3 separate regions of the Homo sapiens genome follow, and all the other regions are linked to region 1. A link is a loop called in an ENCODE intact Hi-C map of the cell type or tissue named here. Cell type or tissue: endothelial cell of umbilical vein. All regions are shown on one strand. Region 1 overlaps LOC105374570 (a long non-coding RNA gene). Region 2 has its middle 2.7 kb from the start of LINC01819. Region 3 holds the start of LOC124907756 (a long non-coding RNA gene).

Evidence for each region. Peaks named below come from ENCODE experiments on the same cell type or tissue, not always from the same donor. Only the 100,000 strongest peaks of a DNase experiment are listed, where the experiment ranks them.
Region 2: it touches region 1 in a loop (2.2-fold over the local background); 8 of 110 quality-filtered maps call a loop at or near these places.
Region 3: it touches region 1 in a loop (4-fold over the local background); 5 of 110 quality-filtered maps call a loop at or near these places.

Annotation. Positions count from the first base shown.
Region 1 is chr2:43,129,398-43,134,397 of GRCh38, forward strand. LOC105374570 (a long non-coding RNA gene) reads left to right here. Exons shown (of 3, transcript XR_940018.3): 2 at 233-592; 3 at 1,657-2,977. Among named protein-coding and RNA genes, the nearest start is that of LINC02580, 29 kb to the left of the region's middle. RefSeq lists enhancers at 1,717-1,776, 3,875-4,638, 4,422-4,471, 4,639-5,000, 4,912-4,981 and a silencer at 2,267-2,316. In endothelial cell of umbilical vein, a CTCF peak has its summit at 2,328 (motif pointing right); DNase peaks (open chromatin) are centred at 1,774 and 2,334; H3K27ac peaks cover 444 bases.
Region 2 is chr2:43,039,731-43,044,730 of GRCh38, forward strand. No RefSeq gene overlaps it. Among named protein-coding and RNA genes, the nearest start is that of LINC01819, 2.7 kb to the left of the region's middle. RefSeq lists enhancers at 1,273-2,215, 2,216-3,157, 2,220-2,514, 3,158-4,099. In endothelial cell of umbilical vein, no CTCF peak of the experiment used is centred here; DNase peaks (open chromatin) are centred at 2,361 and 4,711; H3K27ac peaks cover 838 bases.
Region 3 is chr2:43,072,797-43,077,796 of GRCh38, forward strand. All of the region lies in intron 2 of LOC107985876, which reads right to left. LOC124907756 (a long non-coding RNA gene) reads left to right here and starts at 833. Exons shown (of 2, transcript XR_007086299.1): 1 at 833-1,057. In endothelial cell of umbilical vein, no CTCF peak of the experiment used is centred here; DNase peaks (open chromatin) are centred at 2,425 and 3,285; H3K27ac peaks cover 2,410 bases.

The sequences.
Region 1 (5,000 bases):
ATTCTAGAACTTGGAGAAGGAGCCAAGGGTCTGAGCAGACCACAGGCCGAGTTCAGCAATGGTGCCAATCACTCTCAAGGCGTGCAGTTCCCTAGAAGCATTCATAAGAACTCAGCTCAGGACTTAAAGGGACCCTATCAGCTCTGAGGCCAGATGTTGTCAACTGACCTTAAATCATTGAGGTGGGATCTCTTCTCTGAAATGTTCCCTCTCCCCTTTCCCTTCTCTGCAGGGCCCCAGCCTCTTGGCTGGCCAGTGAACACTTCCAAGAACCTTCATACTTAATACCTCTATCACTCCTCCACTCAACAGGTGAGGAAACATCAGTCCAGTGAGAGTGGCATGTGTGGGGAGGAGCCCAGGCTTGCTCTGACCTCTCTCTGGGGCCCCCCACTCCAGAAGGTTGGAACAGCATTCTACAGCATTCCAGGATGTGGAGGGGGCAGCAGTGTTTGTGTGCAGAGTGGCGAGGCCGACCTCCGATGAGCTTCCCGTAGGAAGGGTGCAGTGGGGGGTGCTCACCCTGCCCAGGGATGCTATCTGCTCCAGGACTTGTTTATCAGCCCACGGGGTGATCGGCATGACATCAATGGTGAGGTTTTTTGGGTTTCGTGGTTTTGTTTTTTTCTTTTTCCTTCTAAGGAACAATTCGTTTTGGTCAAATAACTAGAGCAAAAGTGACTGGTGTTTAGACACCTCTTTCCCCAGCCTCTGGCAGTGCCATTGGAGGAACCGTCCCCTGAGGGTCATAGAGGAAGCTGTCTGGCAGCTCAGAGGGTTGCCTCTTGTCCCTGCCCAGCCCCACCGGCTTCCCCTGGCTGCCTCCCTCACATGCCAGGCTTGGGCAGCTTCCCATCACAGACCGAGGTCCAGCCAGAGAGGCCTGTGCTCAGCCCCTCCCTGGGGCCTCTCAGTCTCCCCTCTCTGCTGTCCCGCTCAAATGGTGGGGAGGGGGTAGAGTAGGACAATTCAGAGAGAGGAACTAATCCCCTCCCTCATCCCACTGGGATGCAGAGGAGGAGGCCAGGCTGAAAGGGAACCACACACATCTCCAGTCACTTCTGTCATTGCTATACTGACCCTACAGCACTTCCCATGTGCCACTGGGCCTGCAGGTCGGTATTGGCAAGGGTGAAGGTGAGGGGACGCAAAAGGGAATGCTAGGCTGTGGCGGGGAAGGGCTGGCCTGGGCTCCCAGGAGGTGAGGGGCTGAGTCCCAGGTCATGGTGGCCGGACACAGAGGCGGGTAGAAGGCCAGCAGGGCTGCCCCATCTGAGCCTGGGAGAGCCTGGGAACCCAAAGGCCCATCACAGAGGCTCGGAGGCAGCTGTGTCCACGCGAGACAGAACTTAGGCTGGACTTGGGGGTACAACCCCAGGATAAACTTGGACACATTGAAGGGCAAGCAGCTTGGCCTCTGTCCAACAGGAAACCCCCTCTGCACAAGGAGAGAGGGAATGAGCACAGAGTAGAGGTGCCATGTGTTTCCCAGGGCTTCACTGCAGACAGCATCTCCTGGGAGGTAAACTGAGGCCCCTGTGTGCAAAGCAAGAAACTAGGGCAAGCCCCTTGGGGCTAAAGGTCAAGGAACTGAAGGTTCCAATTTACCTGCCCTGGTAGTTTCTGGCAAGAGACCTCCACCGCCTTCCCTTCCAGGATATGCCAGGCTGCAGGCTACAGTGCCGAGAAGGAGAAGACGGAGGCGGTGGTGATGTCACCCAAGGAATTAAGTAAGCAGGGGAGCTGATAACATCGTCCAGCCAGGCTCACTGTGGGCAGGGTGACTCACTGAAGACGGCCTGCGATCGCCAGGTGATTGTTGTTGTGCCCAGCCTGTGGGGCTGGGGAGGAGGAAGGGGGGCAGGCCACAGAGCTGTGACAAGTTCCTCACCGAGGCCCCTGCTCAGGGGAGAGACCTCAGTACACAGTGTCCTCCACCTCTGAGCCCGGGGCTGGCTCAGGAAACAGCCCCCCTCTGCCTGTGCGATTATCTTTGTCCACAGTGTTTGGTGTGTGTTTGTGGGGTGTGTCAGGTGATTTTCCTGCCCGAAGCCTGCTGGGTGCTCCAGGTACTAGCGATTGCTCACAGCAGAGCAGTAGCCCCCTCCCTGGTTGGACAACTGTCTGTGGAGACAACACCGGATGGCAAACTGCTAACCGCAACCACGTGGCGTCCTTACAGAGGGAACAGCCTGTTCCTCCCGCTGAGGGCACCTGCAGACCTGCCCCATTCATGGCTCCCTTCTCCCTCAGTCCCTGCTGAGGGGATGGTCCCTTCCCACCCTTAAGGGCACCATGGACTGTTGTCCAAGTTGAGAACTGTCCAACTGCAGGGGGCACCATTCACTTGGCAGTCTTCGTGCCAGATGCTATGGCTGTCCACAGTGGCCCTGCCCCTTCCCTTTTGTAAATTACTTCTCAGTTCCCTCCTCCACCAGAATTATCACACCAAACTTTCCCCCATGTATGCTTGCTTCTTTATCACCTGACACTCTCATTCATTCATTCCACAAAAAAATTGTGGCGTTTGTGCAAGGTACTATTCTAGGCAAGGGAACAAGACAGACCCTCCTGGAGCTCATGGAGTTCATATTCTAGCATGGGGGAGAACCAATAAATAAATAATTGGATACATAAAACTGCAAGTGACAATAAGTGCTACAAAGAAAACTAAAGCCAGCCCAGGATAGAGGGTGATAGTGCCCTACTTCAGCTAGGACTGCCAGAAAGGCTTCTCTGTGGGGAGGTGGCCTCTGAGGGGAGACCTGGAGGCAGCAAAGGAGGAAGCCTTCCCGGCAGAGCCCCTCCCATTGGCACCCAATGCCAAAAGAAGTTTCTATAACCCGTCCTGGTTCTGCCAGGAGCCTGCGGCATGGCCTGGGGCGCTCAATTCCCAGTGCAGGGTGTCTATTTCTTCCCCCAACAAACAAGAGGCCTAGTCGCATAGTCTCTTCCAGCACAAATTCACCCACCTGTCGGCTTGAGGAACATGACAGGAATCTGGGTTGGAAGGCCAACTCAGCCACCCACAAGCTGTGTCATCTTGAGCAGGTTACTCAGCCTCTCTGAGCCAGTTTTCTTTCCTATAAAATGTCAGGGAATTGTGGAGGATTAAATGAGGTTGTGGAACTGAAACCACCTGGCACAGGTGCTATCTATGAAGTGAGTGCTTCATAGATATTTTCTGGGGCTGCGCCTAGGTGAGGTGGGGCGAGGTGGGGTGAGGTGGGGCGAGGTGGGGTGAGGTGGGGCGAGGTGGGGTGAGGTGGGGCGAGGTGGGGCCTGGGGGTGCGGTGAGGAGGCGGCTTCCACTGGAGGAGCCTGGAGAAGGCAATGCTGACCCCAAGACGCAAAGCTCTGGTGGCTGCCCAGGTCTGCAGTGGCAGGGCCCGGGGAGCTGGCCCAGGCTGGGACCCTACCTCTACCCACCCCGGGCCTGTGCACTTCCCACTGACAGCAGCCGGTGGGGCGGGCAGGGAGCTACAGTGGGGCCCCCAAGAACTGTCACTCCGCGGCCTAGCTTTCAACATCCTTTGGGGCCCAAGCCACTCAGTTCAACCTCTCTTCCTTCCTCCTTCACTCAGGCTGTTTTGAGTGAGGGCCAGCCACACTCAGACTCCAGCCATGGTGCTCCCTCTCAGCTCCAAGAGCCCAAGGCAAGGAGGTGGAAGGTTAATCAGAGTCCACCCTGGTCAACACAACTTCCCTAACACCTGATGTGAGTTTAGGCATTTAGACCCTGCCGGGAACCCAGAGGAACATGCAGGTGCTCAGCAGGTGCAGGGTGCGGGCAATAACACCAATAGCAGTAATAATAACTAGCCTTCTCGGCTGCCATGGGCCAGGTGCTTTTCATCTAAGACCTTGCTTGATGTTAATCCTGAGATGTGGGCATTTTTTATCCCCTTTCATACTTGAGGAAACTGAGGCTCCAGGAAGGAGGGGTTGTGGGGTGTCGGCGGCAGGGTTTGTGGGCCTACTTCCTGCAGGACAGGAACCTTGCAAGGCACAGGGGATCTGGAGAAGCAGAATTGGAAAGACTCGGGTGGGTGGACCAGCCTGAGGCTGGGGAAGGGCCTTGCAGGGGATTCCTGTCCCACAGATGCCTGCAGGCCCAGGTGTGAGGCCCCCAGCCCCACCACCCCAGCCCAGCCCACAGCTGCTGTGTCACAACCCCTAGAGCGGCTTGGGACTCTGAGTCTCCAACAAGCTCCCAGGTGACCTGGAAGCAGCTGGCTCAGTCTGGGAGGCCAGAGCTGGGCTGCAAAGCCCTGACAAAGCCATTTCTCAGGCCCTCCTGACTTTGAGGCAGGAAATGATCATCATGGCAGCTAATATTAATTGACACCTTACCTGCACAGTAGGTGCTGTGCTAAGCACTTTGCATATGTGAACCTACTTAACTCTCACAATAGTTCTGCGAGGAAGAGAACCTGGGCACAAAGAGGCTAAGTGACTTGCCAGTCATACAGTGCTGGCATTGAACCTGGACACCTGGCTCAAGGCCACACATCTGCCCGCAAAGCAGGATGCCTGGGGTAGGGAAGGCGGCAGGGCAGGGCCTCGAGCACTGGGTCTGAGTGCGGGGCTGGACCTGGTAGGCCCTGGGCAGCAGCAGGTTTCTGAGCAGGGGACCGGCATGCTCCCCAGGACTGGCCACATGGTGTGCGCGTGAGGGAGGCCTGGGCAGACAAGCTCAACACCACTAAGGGCTGAATGTGAAACCCTCCCGCAGGGATGTGGTTTTGACATGAGAAGGCAAAAGAAATAACGCTTCCCTCAAAGGAAAGAACTGACAAACAAAGCTGGGCGCCCATGTGTCGGGCACAAACACTAAAGGTGGAAGTTCAGACGCTAGGAAGGGCGCCCGCAGCCACTTCCTCTGCCGCCCCTCTTCCCCTGCAACAAGGCCTAGTATAGATAGGTGCACAGCTCCTGGGCCTGAGGTCTAAGGACAGCCAGCCTGGGGGACCACCTGTCTGTCCACATGTGTGTGCAAG
Region 2 (5,000 bases), 90 kb before region 1:
GGCCACGGTGGGTCTTTGCCCACAGAGGCTCACACACCACCCCTCCTGTTCCAACACCACCCCCTGCCCGGCCCCAGTTCTCCTACCAGCCCAGGGGACTCAGGTGGGCCAGACCTTTTCACACTGCCCCTCCCACACACACCACAGCAAGAGGGTGAGCCTCCCTCTTTCTCTGCCGGGGTCTCTGGGGCCTCCCACGACGGGGGTGGGTGGTGCCATAAGCCCTGGGTGCCTGTGGGCGGTGGTCCCACGGATGCCCTGCTCAGTTCCAGACATAGTTGTTATTTGGACTTTTCACATCAAAGTAATTAATTAAATATGCAATAGAATACATTCTCTTCCTCAGTCAGTGGCAACCCCATCCCTTCATTCACTGAGGCCGAAACCTTGGATAGCCGTCCTGGAGTTTTTCAGACCCATGTCCAAACCACTGGAGCATCTTGTCAGCAGGATTCCAACTTCTTCCAGAGCCCACCCGCCTCTCACCACCTCTCTGTCATTTCCCACCTGGATGATTACAACAGTCCCTGTCGAGGCCCTGGCCCCACCACGCCACCAGTGGGGAGAATGCTTCCTCTAGAAGGCTCTGGTGGATTTGGGTGATGAGGGGGAGAGGGGTAGTCCCGGGCCAAGCCACACCAGTGACCCCACGTGTGTTCAGAACCCTCCTGTCTACATTTGATTTCATCTTGGCTACTCTTGTCAAGACATGCAGTTTGTTAGTCTTGAGCAAGTAAGAGTCCTTATTTGTATGCCCTCACATGTTATCACAAATCCCCCAGATTCTTTTTCAGATCTCATGCCCTAATTTGGGGTTTATGAAATCTACCATGCTGATAGGGATTCCTGTCTGTCATGGGGACTTTGAGCCATGACTCAGAACAAGACACTTATCAATCTGGGGCCTCTCCGAAGATGCTGAGACCAGGGCCAGTCTCAGCTGCAACGCCCTGCTTGGAAGCCACTATGGGATGATTCTGCAACAGATATCATGATGCAACAGATGCCCATGAATGACATGGGAAAGCTGGGCCCCATCGCCCAGGGGGACACTCCTGCTGTGCTCTGTCAGCAGGAGGGAGCCTCCTAGGAACTTCATCAGGACCCATTCTTTCTCTTTTTCTTTTCTTTTTTTTTTTTTTTTTTTGTGAGACGGAGTCTCACTCTGTCACCCAGGCTGGAGTGCAGTGGCTCAATCTTGGCTTACTGCAACGTCCGCCTCCTGGGTTCAAGCGATTCTTTTGACTCAGCCTCCTGAGTAGCTGGGATTACAGGCATGCACTGCCATGCCTGGCTAATTTTTGTATTTTTAGTAGAGACAAGGTTTCACCATGTCGGCCAGGCTGGTCTCAAACTCCTGACTTCAAGTTGTCCTCCCACCTTGGCCTCCCAAAGTGCTGGGATTACAGGCGTGAACCACTGCGCTTGGCCAGGACCCATCTTTGTGTGGGATCCCTGGCTCAGTGCTAGGACAGAAACAGGTTTTCCTTGGACTCTGTGGTGTGTGCTTGAGTGTATGTGGGTGAGTGTGTGTGTGATAACGCACCCTGCCCTGCCTTTCCCTCCCCACTCCTCCAACCTGGAGGTGACAGTCACAGGGCCCAGCCCCTCCCTGCCACCTTCCTGCCCCAGCCCCATCTCCATTCAGGGGCAAGTCCTGCTGTGGTGCTTAGAGTGCAGCTCTTTCAGGCTTTCCTTTCGCTTAGCCTTGATTTCCAGGCCACCATGATCAGACTGGGCTCCCAGGCAGCATCGGAGCATCCCCAAATCCAGGGCTGGGAGGAGCCAGGCCATCTTGTCCAAGTAAGGACTTGAAGTTCAGAGAGGAGAAGGCACCAAGCTTGTGTCACCCGCAGGTCCATGCAGAAGGGAGATTAGAACCCAGATCTGCTTTTCAGCCCAGGCCAGGCCTGCTACAAAAGGGCGGGAGGGGGCACCCAGGCTGAGGTGCTGGAATTAGCAGTTCTCTTTACCCTCAAATTAGCCCTGAGGCTGGCCCAAGCCCCTCCCTGCCAGCGTGCCCCTCTGTCTTCAGGAGCCCCCAGTGCCTGCCAGGGGCTTCTCCCCTTTTGCCAGCTTGCATCCATCCCCCACGGTTCCGTCTCTTGGCTGCTGCTTTTACAGGCTCCAAGCAGTGGGGAGGCTGATGGGGAGAGGGGGTCTGTGTTGGACTCAGCCAGACTTACTTCCAGCCAGTCCTCTTGCCCTCCCCTCCACAGACTGCCTAGAGACCAGGGAGCTCTCCCAACCCCACCCCTCGCCCCACTGCCACAGCTCTGACTCAGCCCATAAATTACCTAGGAATGGTCCGCTGACTCAGCCAGGAAGCCCAGAGCCCCCTTCCCCACCCTCAGGCCTCAACCCCACAGCTGGCTTTCATTCCAGAGTACTTGGCCCCCTCCCCTCAGGAAATTCCTGGAAAATATCAGGCTTCTTGGAGGGGAGATCTAACCACAGCCCCGGCAGGGAGCAAAGCCGCTGCAGCCTCATCCATCATTCTGCCCCTGCCCCTCCTCCAGCAGCTTGTGTGTTGCATGGGACTGAGCATGGAAGTGTCAGACCCCATAAAGTGATGGGTGCATGGCTCTGAGGGGAACTCCGGGGAGGGAGGAGAGAGGTGAGGCTGGCATGGGGTAGGGCAGTCAGGGCAGGCTGCTGGGAGGTGGAGGACTTTGTTTTGGGCCAGAAACGATGATAAAAACTGCTAAGTGCAGAAATGGAAAGCGTGCTTCAGGCCCAGGGGATGGCATAAGAAAAGGCTAGAGGTAGAAACCAACCGGTGTGTAGGGGGATGGGGAGGAAATTTGAGAATAAGCAGGGCTAGGCCAGTCGCGGTGGCTCATGCTTGTAATCCCAGCACTTTGGGAGGCCGAGGCAGGTGGATCACCTGAGGTCAGGAGTTCGAGACCAGCCTGGCCTACATGGCAAAACCCTGTCTCTTCTAAAAATACAAAAATTAGCCGGGCGTGGTGGCACACGCTTGTAATCCCAGCTGCTTGGGAGGCTGAGGCAGGAGAATTGCTTGAACCGGGGAAGCGGAGGTTGCAGTGAGCCGAGATTGTGCCACTGCACTCCAGCCTGGGTGACACAGCAAGACTCTGTCTAAAAACAAAACAAAACAAACAAACAAACAAAAAACAAAAACAGAATAAGGTCTAGAGGAGTGGCCGGACCGGAGAACCTGGGCTGATCAGGCCAGAGGGCCGGGGCCGGGGCCAGGCTGTGGAATTTGCAGGAAGTCTCCAAAGCAAAGGCCCAAGAGACTCTGGGAGACCTGGGAGCAAAGGAGAGCGTTTGGGGGCGGGGAGATGAATCTTGGACTAAAAGAACCTTGGCCAAGGAACACTGGTCCCTGCAACATCCTTGGACCACCTTGGGATCCCAGTGCCTGCTTCGACCTGAGGGGTGGGGCGGGGCATCTGATCATCACACTCCAGTCGGGGCAGAGGCAGGGCTCCGACTCTCAAGCAGCTCAGACTGAGGGACATGGCTGTGGCCTCAAAGAGCCCCCATTCTGAGGTGGGAACACAGCCCCTTCCTCAGGGAGCCCCCAGTTAAAGGGAGACACAGAACTCCCAGGCCCTTCCTGCCCCCCAGGCCTTAGTGTCCCCTCAAATCCGTTCCTCAGAAACCCCATTGGCTTTTGAGGGAAAGCCAAGTCCAATTCTCTGATAAAACTTTTCTTTTTTGGCTGCTTCCCCTCAGACAATACAAACTTATAAATGTACAAAAATTCCTGGCCAACCTCCCCCAGGAAGGATGGCTGGGTGATGGGCTGTGGCCTCAGTAATGGAGTCACCGAGAAGGGAAGCTGGCTGAGCAAAGGTACGGCCAGGGTAGGGGGGCTGTCCCTCCTGCCATCCATGGCAGAGGGGTGGACACCAAGCCAGGGTACTGTGGGGAAAGGTCTGCTGCGTCTCCAGCGTTTACCTACCCTTCCTGGGAACAGCAATTCTGCCATGGCCTGGCAGGAGTCAGGGAGGGGTGTGATGGATTCAGAGAGAAAGGTAGGGGCGCAGCCAGTCCGACGAAATGAAAGCAGAGAAAGAGGTGGAGAGGAGGAGGACACGGAGCAGAAACTCCTTGAAAGCAAGGTTTCCTCGTGGATTCTAGGCCCAGAAGCCAGGGAAGCTTCTTCATAAATGGGCGTCCCCAGGAAGGCCTCCTCATTCCCAGACTGGAGCTTTTGAGGCTCTAGTGTCTGTCAAAGCCCTCAAAACATTATATCGACATTCCCAGGTTACATGTGGGACCCCCCCTGACCTCATCCTGAGCCCCAGAGACAGAGCTGCCTTGGTCACTGGTGCATCCCAGCACCTGGTGTGTGTTGGGGGGTGGGGGGTCCTTCCCCCCCGCTGTCTGTCCCAGTGCAAAAAAGAAAGAGGGAAAGACTGGGCCACCGGAGGCCAGACAGGCCCAGCACGGATGTGGCCTCTGGGAAATGGCCCAGGGGCTTGCCCTCCTTCCCAGCTGGCTCTGGGAGCCTGAGCAGGGGCTGGCCCGCCCTCCCCTTTGTGACAGGGCAGGAGGGGGTTAGCCAGGTTACCTCTGTGGGCCCCAGCCCCTGAGGGGTGGTGGGTCTCTCAGCCAGGCTGGTCTGGGGAGCGGGGAGGGCATCCTGCCTCATTGTCACTGGCCCAGCGCATTTCCAGAAATTCTTCCCATCGGTAAGAAGAGGAAAGAGAGGCCAGGGCAGCCTCACAGGCCAAGTGGGAACCAGGTTTCCCGGAGCTCTCACGGCCCAGCCCGAGCTTGGGGCCTCCTGTCTGGGCCAAAGGGTCAGCTCAGCCCTGGGACGGGGATATGTCAGGAATAACTGGCCGGTGGACCCAGGACTCACCTTATCCATGCTGGGCCAGGCCGTGTTTGTGTTTGCAGGACAGAGACAGGAGGAAAGAGGCCTGGAAATGCCTGGGCTTCCCACAGGACTTATTTAACTCTAGCGTCAGGGAAGACTAAAGCTTATATTCATTCCACAGTATATACTGCCTCCCCTCTAC
Region 3 (5,000 bases), 57 kb before region 1:
TAAGGGAAGTCCTGTTTCGTGCCCATTTCTTGTGAGTCCTCTGACAACGCACGTCAACAACCTTTGGGGCTTGTTAAAAATTCAGACTTCTGGGCTGGGCGCGGTGGCTCACGCCTGTAATCCCAGCACTTTGGGAGGCCGAGGCGGGCGGATCACGAGGTCAGGAGATCGAGACCATCCCGGCTAAAACGGTGAAACCCCGTCTCTACTAAAAATACAAAAAATTAGCCGGGCGTAGTGGCGGGCGCCTGTAGTCCCAGCTACTCGGGAGGCTGAGGCAGGAGAATGGCGTGAACCCGGGAGGCGGAGCTTGCAGTGAGCCGAGATCCCGCCGCTGCACTCCAGCCTGGGCGACAGAGCGAGACTCCGTCTCAAAAAAAAAAAAAAAAAAAAAAAAAATTCAGACTTCTGTGCCCATCCCAGATTATTTAACTGAACTGTATAGGGATGGGGCCCCAGAATATGCATTTACAGCAACCTCCCAGGTGATTTTTGACAACACTTGCAGCTCTTTCTGTCATGCTGGACCCTCTTGCCAGGATTATCCTCCCTCTTGGCAAAGTAAGAGGGTGCCTGCCCAAAAAAGCTTCTCTCTCTGTTAAAAATTCCACTGGTGAAGCTTTGCTCCTTGGGTTAGGAGCTTGCCCCTAGAAGTGGTCTTGTCAGCAAAGATGTTAGAGGATAAAGACAGCTGGCTGATGGCCAAATTGTGTCTGGGGCCCCTGGGTGGAGACACAGGCTGAACTTCCCAGACAAGAAAAAGGCTTAATCATATTGCCCAAGGGCCATGATCTAGCTCAGCCTGAAGCCAGGGAGAGGCTGAGAAATAAGCCATTTGTTCTTTGCTGGCGTGGGAAGAGCTCGGGTTTTGGAGAAGCAGCGTGGACATTGGACTGTGACCCTGAACGTTGCCTTCAACTTCTCTGAGGCTCAGCCTCCTCCTCTGAGATACGTTCCTCACGCAGCTGTTGTGAGTAGATGAAATAATGTATGTAAAGCTCCACAAGGCTTCGGCATACAGGAGAGGCTCAATGCTGCTTGTTGAATGCATGAACAGGTAAGTACATAGTGAAATGGACAGATGGAAGAATGGACAGATGGATGGATGGACAGACAACCTCTGTGGACTCCTCTTCCTTACTTGCAGAAAATCAGCCTGTGCCTCTGAATTGATTATCCCCACAATCCTCCACCCCAGCCCCCCAGTGTAGTACCCTGACATCTCACAGATGTCTCGCTTTGGGGTCCAAGTCGTGCCTCCTAGGAAAAGCCCCTCTCCTTTCCCCATCCCTCTCCCCTTAGTGCCCTTTTCCAAGCCCCTATCTAACTCCAGGGCACTCCTGTCTGGCATTAGGTCTCAAATTCAGAGCAGGGGCATATCTCAAGGCACAACCTTGACTGGTTCCCCCCAGGTCCACCTACAGTTGCTACTGACTCCAGCTCCGTTCACCTTTCTGACCAGCTTGCAGGAGCAGCCCCATCTTCAGGCTGGCTAGGACTTGTGGAGGAAAATCAGCTGAGGGAGGCACAGATCCTGCCCTCTTGGAACTTGGAGTCCAGGAGGAAAAGGAGGACACTGTTAAAAGGCGGTCACCACTGAATGTGAGAAAGCATTCCTAGCTGGCAGAATTAGGGAAGACTGCATGAAGGGGGCCACATTTGGATCTTCAAGACCTGATCCATTTGGGCATGCAGAGTTGGGGAAAAGCATTCCAAGAAGGAATAGCCTAAGCAAAGGCAGAGAGGGCCAAGTAGAAGATGGTTGTGTCTGGCAGGAGCATGGGTGAGGGGAGGTGGACCAGGAGAGCCCAGATCCATTTGGGAAAACCATTGTCCAAGACCATGAATGCCGAACTGAGGCATTAACTTGACTCCTTGAATGTCAATCCAAGCAGAAGCAGGGGCTGTAGTCTGCCTGTGGCCTCTATCCCTCTCCCCTAGGGGATCTAGTCACAACCTCTCTCTGTACCCTGCTACTGTTCTCCCAGCAGGCATCCCTGAGCTCTGGCCTGGGTGCCCAGGGAAAGGGTCATTCACTGAGCCTTCCATGATTCATGGCAGCTCAGTGGGCCATCTTTTCTGGGGCCATCTGCATTTACAAAGCAGCACAGACTCTGTCCATCACTGGTTCCAAGGAGTGAATGGAGGAAGTTCAGGCCTTACACAGGCTGTTGGGGGTATAAGGCCCGAACTTACTCCTGAGTGTTGTCTGCTGATACCTGTGTAAGGGTGAGGGGCTACTCAGCCCCAGACACATGCTGTCAGTCCTTTGGTTGTAGGCCACCCTCTCTTCCTCCTCTACTCCCTACAGCCTGCAAGTGGCAGGTCTGGCCTCTGCACTTTCCCCAGCTAATCCAAGCCACACAGAGTGCAGCCAGCCCGCCAGCGAGTCTTGTTTCACTGGAATGTTGGCATCAAACTTGAGATCGGAAATGAACTCATTATCTGATTATTTTTATTTATGAAAATATAACTGCTCTGGGAGAGGCCTTTCTAAGTGGATGAGTAATTCTCTCCCCTTCACACACACATGCTCAGACTCATATGTTTAGACACACACATACTCAGAAACTCAGATATTCAGACCTCTCTTCAGACACACACACAGGCAGCCACATGTTCCTTTATGTACACACGCATCACATGGAGATGTGTGCTCTGGGTCTAATAACACCTTTGAGGACAGGGACCTTGCCTCTTTTATTTACTGTGGAATCTCCCATGGCACATAATAGGCAACAGTAAATATTTGCAGAATGATTGAATGAATGAATGAATGTCTAAGTCATAGATGCATGCACCCACACACACATTATTACTCAGACATACACACTTACATGCATACATATATATCTGGGCTCTCTCCCTCTCTGGAATAAAGTCAGTGAATCGCTAATTCTGCAGCCTGAAGTCTTCACACCATGAACTGCATCATGAAGGTACCATCCAGGACCTTCCAGTGGAGATGCCCGTTGGCAGTTCCCAGGAGGCCAAAGCAGCATTCCCCCTGACCCACTAAGGCCTCACCAGATGCTCACAGCCATCCCAGGCCTTGCCAACCTGAGACCAAATGTGTTGGTATGGCCAAGAAAGCCTGAGAGGGTTACTAAAGGCAAATTGTTTTCCAGGAATGTTCTCTGTGTGCTGCCCCCACTCATCCATGGCTGGCTCACTGGAAGGTCCTGGCATGGGGTCTTGGATGATACCAGCCCCCAGGCTCTGTCTCTCTCTCTCTCTCCTCCAGCTCACAGCCATGACTCAGGCTATTCAAGGCCTGCAAATGTCTCCCTGGGAGGGGACTGGGCCAGAGGCATGGCTGGTGGCCAGGCAGGGGTGAAGATCCCAAGAAAGAACTGCCTGGAGGCTGATCTCAGGGCAGAGCACCCAGCAGGTCCATAATGCTGAGCCCTGACTATCTCTACATTCCTCCCCACAGAGAGGGCAGTCTTTGTGTGGTCAGAAGAACTCTGGGCTAGAGGAAGACTCACCTGAGTTGACATCCCTGCTGGCCACATACTGGCCATGTGGCTTTGGACAGGTCACTAACCTGGAGCTTCAGTTGCCTCCAGCACCTTGTGCAATTGCATCCTTCCTGCCTTGCTGCCCCAGGCCCCATGCTTTCCTGACCTTCCTACCAGGCCTTGAAGAAGAGCCCGCAACTCCCTCCGTAGCATTTCAGGCCTCTTCAAGTGGCTCTTTATGTTTCTTTCTTTGTCTGTTTTGAGACAGGGTCTCACTCTGTCACTCACGCTTGAGTGCAATGGTGTGAACATGGCTTACTGCAGCCTCCACCTCCGGGCTTAAGCGATCCTCCCACTTCAGCCTCCTGAGTGGCTGGGACTAAGGCATATGCCACCACACCCTGCTAATTTTTGTATTTTTTGTAGAGATGGGGTTTCACCATGTTGCCCAAACTGGTCTTGAACTCTTGGAGTCAAGCAATCTGCCTGCCTTGGCCTCTCAGAGTGCTGGGATTATAGGTGTGAGCCACCATGCCCGGTCTCAAGTGGCTCTTTAAAGGCATGAGCCCTCTAGGATGGGTCTTTCCATTCCTTATAGCCAACAGTATGAAAGAGCACCTGACCTTCCCAAGAAGCTGCACCTGGAACGGGGAGGGCACTGGGAGGTGGGGACAACTATTTCATTAACACTATTATGTCCCAAAGCCTGGCCAGTGAGAAGGACGGACTTGACCTCTTAAAACTCCAAGTCTCCTGGCCAGGCGTGGTAGCTCACGCCTGTAATCCCAGCACTTTGGGAGGCCAAGGTGGGCAGATCACCTGAGGTCAGGAGTTTGAGACCAGCCTGGCCAACATGGTGAAACCCCGCCTCTACTAAAAATACAAAAATTAGCCAGGCATGGTGCTGCATGCCTGTAGTCCCAGCTACTCAGGAGGCTGAGGCAGGAGAATGGTTTGAACCCTGGAGGCAGAAGTTGCAGTTAACTGAGATCACGCCATTGCACTCCAGCCTGGGAGGCAGAGAGACTCTGTCTCAAAATAAATTTTTAAGTTAAAAAAACCTCAAGCCTCCCAGGAATTCCACTCCTACTTGTCCACCCAAGAGAAATGAATGCATGTGTGCATGACTAGGTATGCACATGAATGCTTTATTCATAGTACCTCAAACTAGAACACCCAAATATCCATCAGCAGGGGAGCTAAACAAATCGTGGCATACTCATATAATGGAACACTACACAGTGATTAGAACACAACAACAAAAAGCATCTGCTACACACAACTGCATGGGTGAATCTCCCACGCATTATATTGAGTAAAATAAGCTGGACATAGACAGACTGTTTGATACCATTTGTATGAAGGTCAAGAACAGGTTAAATGAATCTAGGATGTCAGAAGTCAGACTAGCAGTCACCACTAGGGATGGTATTGACTGGAGAGGGGCACAAGGGAACCAGCTTTGGAGCTAGAAGTGTTTCAAATCTTGATCTGGTGTTTCCATGGGTCTAGACACACATGTGGCTATCCATCGAGCTG